Linked DNA regions of Homo sapiens: region 2 is linked to region 1. Evidence: chromatin contacts called from ENCODE Hi-C or POLR2A ChIA-PET data. All regions are on one chromosome and are shown on one strand. Each heading gives the region's core, a stretch centred on a gene start or an enhancer-like site at or near the end of the contact. The rest is flanking DNA. Distances are from core to core; before and after follow the strand shown.

Evidence for each region. Hi-C counts contacts between places; a loop is a spot of excess contacts on that map. ChIA-PET counts read pairs that join two places held with the same protein, here RNA polymerase II (POLR2A). Pooled maps may share reads with other maps.
Region 2: a map of ovary shows a loop between it and region 1 (1.8-fold over the local background). The contact joins two enhancer-like sites. A Hi-C loop is called at or near these places in 5 of 168 maps with a recorded cell type or tissue (PC-3, PC-9, ovary and 2 more) and 2 of 50 pooled maps. POLR2A ChIA-PET finds 5 or more read pairs at or near these places in 3 of 52 experiments (MCF 10A, WTC11 and activated naive CD4-positive, alpha-beta T cell).

The regions. Positions count from the first base shown.
Region 1 is chr2:69,081,340-69,084,228 of GRCh38, reverse strand. The region is part of intron 8 of ANTXR1 (ANTXR cell adhesion molecule 1); the gene reads right to left. Among named protein-coding and RNA genes, the nearest start is that of MIR3126, 21 kb to the left of the region's middle. Within about 2 kb of position 1,473, at least 23 of the 41 ENCODE cell types and tissues checked have a DNase peak (open chromatin) inside an H3K27ac peak, as active enhancers do; they include ovary, where a contact is called at or near this core.
Region 2 is chr2:69,148,572-69,151,460 of GRCh38, reverse strand. All of the region lies in intron 12 of ANTXR1 (ANTXR cell adhesion molecule 1), which reads right to left. Among named protein-coding and RNA genes, the nearest start is that of MIR3126, 46 kb to the right of the region's middle. Within about 2 kb of position 1,445, at least 11 of the 41 ENCODE cell types and tissues checked have a DNase peak (open chromatin) inside an H3K27ac peak, as active enhancers do; they include ovary, where a contact is called at or near this core.

The sequences.
Region 1 (2,889 bases), core at 224-2,723:
CTTCAAAATGTGGTTTATTTAGTAAGATGAGCAGACTGGAAAAGTGAGTGGCCTTTCTTGGGAGCTGATTTCGTTCTAAAATTCTGCTGTTGCTTTTATAGTGGGTCTCAGCAGATTCCTCAATATAGGAGGAGGGGCTGCAGGAAGAATAGGAATGATCTGAGGATTAACTGAACATGCCCCTCTGCAATCTTTGTAGCCTGTTCAAGCTCTGGGAATTCTTGTTCAATTTGGACTTTTTAATAAGCTGAATAGAAATAATAGTGTAGGAGAAATGCCTGGTCTGAGTGTCTGCAAAATCTGAGTCTAATTAATGACTGCTGAGGCAAAAGATTTTTTTGAAAAAAGATTCTCTGCCCACTACAGAAATTACAATTGATTCTATTTATGTTTCGTATCCAAGCCTGCTAATGTGAATGGTGCCCAGAATGCCATGTTTTACAGATGCAATCTTGGAAGAGAGGGGAGGGGAGAGGCTGAGGGGATTTTACAAGAAACGGAGCCACAGACTGCCCTCTTGTTGTGCAGTGTAGGTCTTCCCTGGGTCACAAAAGCTCTATGGTACTCTGGGTTGCTTTATAATTAATAAATATGCAAAGCACAGGGCTGCATATCATGGGAAATATGACACATAGGGCAGTCTTTGGGATTGCACAACTTAGCATGTGACCAGGAGGAATGGCAGAGGCATGGAACAGATCCACATGCCAAGCAAGAGCTTCAAAAAATTGGTGCCACTGGAGTCCAAGGCAGGGAGAGCTCATGGAAGAGGAGAGAGCAGGGCAGGCTTTGTAGAGATGGGAAGACTGAAGGGTGCCTTTGGACAGGATTCAGATGGGGCGAAGGAAGGGAAGGAGGTTGCCTCCAGTGACCAACAAGCCTGATTTATGAGAAGAGCTGCTGCTGCTGAAATGTGCCTCCCCATCTGCTAGCCCTGGAAAAGGGATTAGTTCAATAAGGCAGACACTTTCCAGGACTTTGGGAATGTGACATGAATTCTGATCACAGGAAAACCCTTTGCAGTTCCTGTTGGGGTCTTGGAAGAGTAGCTGGGAGGCAAGCCTGGAAGACAGATTTCACCTTTTATCACAGCTTTGTTAGGGCCTGGGCCAGATTAGGGGATTACATTGCTTCCCATGAGTGGAAGGGACAAATCAGCACAGGATCTGGTTTTCATAAATAAAATAAATTTATATATACCATGGAATAGATTGATTCCTCGGTTCCGTTGATCTCACAGTTTCCCTGATAACAAGGATGGTCATGCCACAGCTTGCGAGAAATCCTTGCAAACATAGTTGTGTTTGCTCAATGCTTGTTGTTTATTGTTGATCAAACATGCAGAAAGCTCTATGTGCTGACTCACTCTCCTTAACAGGAAGCCTGATGTCGGCTTAAATATTTATTCGAGGGAAATTCTCCTAGATGGAGATGGCTTGGTGCCAGCAGCTGTGGGCTCTCCTTTTCAGACAGTGTCCTTGGTTTCAGGCACCACCCTCAGTTGCACACCAAGTGGGGATAGCTGGGAGGAGGAGCTGGCATCACGGTAACCAGGCCGAGTGTTGGGATTCAAAGCTGCTGACCCATCTCGGTGTTATCTGAACCCAGCTTTTATGCGGGTTCCTGTTTCACTGCCTGAAACACTTTTGAAAAGGCAAGCAAAGACCCAGGAGCCTTGCTGGACCTTTGCTTCATACTTTTGCTCGAGGGCTGGTGCTAAATTCACCAGTTGTGGTCGGTGGAAATTCCCTGAAGAAGCCACAATATGAGAAGGCACAGGAATAGTTTCTTCCTTTACAGTGTTACTGGCTTCAAGGGCTACAATCTTCCAGCCATCCAGACTTCTTCTTGTAATTTTATCACCATATTCTGCAGAAGCGAGTGGGAAAACTGTCGTGGTGCTCAGAGGTAGAGTCCTGTGCAAGTGTGGAAGGGGAGATGTTCCTTGCAGCCTGTGTCAATTCTCCAGCTTCTCAGGACGATGGTACTTCATCCGTTGGGCAGTAATGATTTCTGGAGGTGGTCTCTACCTGGTAGTAAGAGGCAAAGTGCTCCCCTGCCCATCCACGGTGTATTCAGATCAGGCCACATGGATTCTGGTCTTGCCTCTGTCAAGCCAGTTCACGTTTTCAGTCCTCAGTGTCTTCCTCTCTGAAATGGAGCTACTTCCTGGCCTGCCTGCATTGTTTAGTAGAACACAGTGGGCATTCACATCGTGGGCATTAGAAAGACTTGAGTCTATTCGGGATCACTACTCACTGTGCTGTGTGGCCTTGGACAAGTTGGTGAATCTCTCTGAACTTTTAGTATCTACTTCTATAAAAGGGGTAATGATTTCTACATCAAATGGCACCTGTGAGGATTCAAGGAGATGATTATGTGAAATGATTTGCACAGTACCTGGCACATAGTACGAACTCACTGAATGGTGGTTTTGATTATTTTTAGCTTCCTAAGAAAATAGAGGTAGGAAAAATCATGGGCTCTAGAGTCAAGGAAAAAGTGGGTTCTAACCCTGCTTTCCCCCTTAGGGCTGTGTGGTCTTGGGCAGGTTATCTGAGCTTCAGTTTCTTCATCTGTAACATTGGAATAGGAATATTTATTTTGCAGCATTGTTATGATTTTTAAATGAAATAATATTATATGGGAAAAAGGGATAATGTCTGGTTCCAAAGTAAGTTCTCTACAGCTGTTAATTTCCTTCTGCCCTTTTCCTATCCCTCTCAGTTAAGAAACTAAAATGGAAAACAAGTGGGAACATTTTGAAAAAATCTGACACATAAGTACTTCCTCTTGAAGGAGAGAGGATTGAAGAACAGTGGAAAGATCAAAACATGAGCATCAGATTGAGGAAGCAGAGCATCTGGGGATTTGATGAATCCAAGCCCT
Region 2 (2,889 bases), core at 196-2,695, 67 kb before region 1:
CCCCACTTGGTGTCAACATTCTGAGTTGCTGGTTCAAGGAAGCTGCTTAGGAACACGGGTCTAAGTCCCCTCCACCCTGCCTCCCTACAGCTACTGGGAGTGCAAATCAGCAAATCTTTCTAGGAGAGAGGGGGCAAATTGTGATAGGTATCAAAAGCTTCCTTCTGCATAGAACTGGCTATTCCACTTTTAGTCTAAGAAAATAATCACCACTGCACTCCAGCCTGGGCGACAGAGCGAGACTCCGTCTCAAAAAAAAAAAAAAAAAAAAAAAGAAAATAATCAGATATGTTTGTACAGATAATAATAATAATAATAATGAAAACATAAATGGTTAACAATTGGGGAAAGTTAAATAATGCATTACAGAATTACTACGCAATCGGTTACTATGTAGACATTACATTGTCAAATAATTTTATTTATTCATATTTTTTGTGACAGGGTCTCACTCTGTCACTTGGGTTGGAGTGTAGTGGTGTGATCATAGCTCACTGCAGCCTTGAACTCCTGGGCTCAAGGCATCCACCCATCTCAGCCTCCTGGGTAGCTGAGACTGCAGGTGCATGTGACCATGCCTGGCTAATTATTTTTTTTTGTTTTTTGTAGAGATGGAGTCTCACTTTGTTGTCCAGGCTTGTCTTGAACTCCTGGGCTCATGTGATTCTTCTGCCTTGGCCTCCCACTCTGCTGGGACTATAGGTGTGAGCCATTCTGCCCAGCCATATTGTCAAATAATATTTAAATGATATTTAAATAAGATGACAAAACACTCCTGGTATAATGGATTTATGTATATGTATGTCAAGAGTGAGAGAGACATAAAGACTGTCTGATATTTACTAAATTTTTAAATTTATATTTACTAAATTATTAATAGTAATTTTACTGGTAGTGGTTTTATAGTAATTTTCCTTTTAAAATCTATTTTCTTTCTTTCATAGTGAGAAAATAAACTACTGAAGTTTCCTTTAAAAAAATCTGTATCTGGGGGCTTCCCACTTTGGTGTTAGAGCTCACTGGGCCCAGGGATTCTTATCCAGGGGCAGGGGATCTATGGGGTACCCAGGTGGGCTCAATGGATGGACACTGTGACCCTCCTGAAATGACACCTGTGATGTTTAGTGCAAGTGTCTTCAGGGGAGACTGTTCACAGCACTATCAGATTCTCAAAGCTGCTCCCTCTTCTCCATTACAGGGAAGGGAGGCTGGGTGGTCTGTTCAGGGTAACACAGCAGGTGAATAGCAGAGCTGGGATGTGGCTCACTCCCACTCTGAGTGCTCAGCAGGGGCTGCTGGAAGCTGTTTAAAGGCAGCTCTTACTTGCTGAAACTCCCTGGAATGTCTCTGACCAAAAAGCCAGGGAACTAAACACCTCTGGTCCCTAGCCAGAGCTTGGGAATGCCAGACTGCCCCCAGGGGAGCTGCAGCCTCACAAGTGCCGGTGCAGGGCTGGGCAGCCCAGGGGTAGTTGGGGGAGGGAAGAGAGCACAGGGGCCAGACGATGGACATGCCATGGCCGACGGGATGCTCTGGGCTGCAACATTTATACATGGGTGATGGCAGAGAGCGATGGGCTCAGTAGTGACAGAATGAAATTACATGTTTTCTCCAAACTTAGGGCTGGCCAAGGACAACCCTCTTAATCTCTCAGTCTCTACAGCCCACATTCATAACAGGAAGATAATAAACCTCACTTGCCTCACTGCATTGACGTGGGGATAAAATGATGTAAGCTATCTTGTCAAACACTGAGCTGGAACTCGCTCTCCCTCTAGTTCTCCAGGGTAAAAAACATGGTGAGCATTTCAGATCATAAATCTATGTGCATTTGGAATAATAAGTGGTTCTGGTCAGTAAGAGGCTTACAAAACAGCAGTACTTCAATAAAGTCTACAGACTACGTTTATTCACATTATACACAATTTCCCCTCTCCCTGGTTTTATTTTTTCACTTTAGGTAGATGAACTAAAGCAGAAGGGCTGATATATTTTGGGGGAATTTTTTTACTTCCTTCTAGAGGAAGGTTTTCCGTGAAGTAGCGAGAATGAAGGACTTGGTGCAGAATGGGAGAGAGGGGGCTTCCATACTGGGAGATTTCCTGGCTTTGGATAAAGTGATAGCTGGCTTTTCTCCAGCCAAGCTTGGTGCCCCTAATGAGGAACAAACTGTCCCCCTAATGAGGCCCAGTTCCCTCTGGCTGTGGTGGAGGACAGCCGGGGGGCTCAGGAAGGGGAGAGGTGCAGGAAAGGGGGTCCTGGTGGGTGGAAATGCACAGGGGCAGACACTTCTTGAGGAACTTTATCCTCCTCTGAAGACTGCTCTGGGATAAAGCCCCCGAATGCACTGTCTGTTTTTTGAGATCTTCCAGAAGCCCCTGGATATCCAGTTTAAAAGAATGAAGGGCATGAGTTTTTGATAAACTTAGAGCTAAAGCTGATGTTTTAGAAGGAGATAACGTGTACGTGCAACCTCAGAGGTTCATTCATTTATTCATTCAGCAAACGTTTATTGAGGGTCTATTATTTCCCCATTGAGCAGAACCAGGAAATACAGGATTGATTGGCTAGTCAAGATGCTTGTGTTCTGCTGGCTGATGGGGCTTGGGCATTCGTATAAACAATTAACCACATGCAGTGGTCAACGTGTTACTCAACAGCTGTATATCCTGTACCTTTTGTGTCAGGTAGTGAACAAAATAGGCAGTCTTTATTCTTAAAGAGCTTACATTTTGGTGGAATAAGAATAATGACAATGATGGTAATAACATTGTTGTTAGCACAGCGGACATTCACTGAGCATTTACTGTGTGCCAAGCAGTGTTCTATGTACTAACATGCTTTCCTTACGCTAACTCATTTAATTCTCATTAACAATCTTGTGAATTC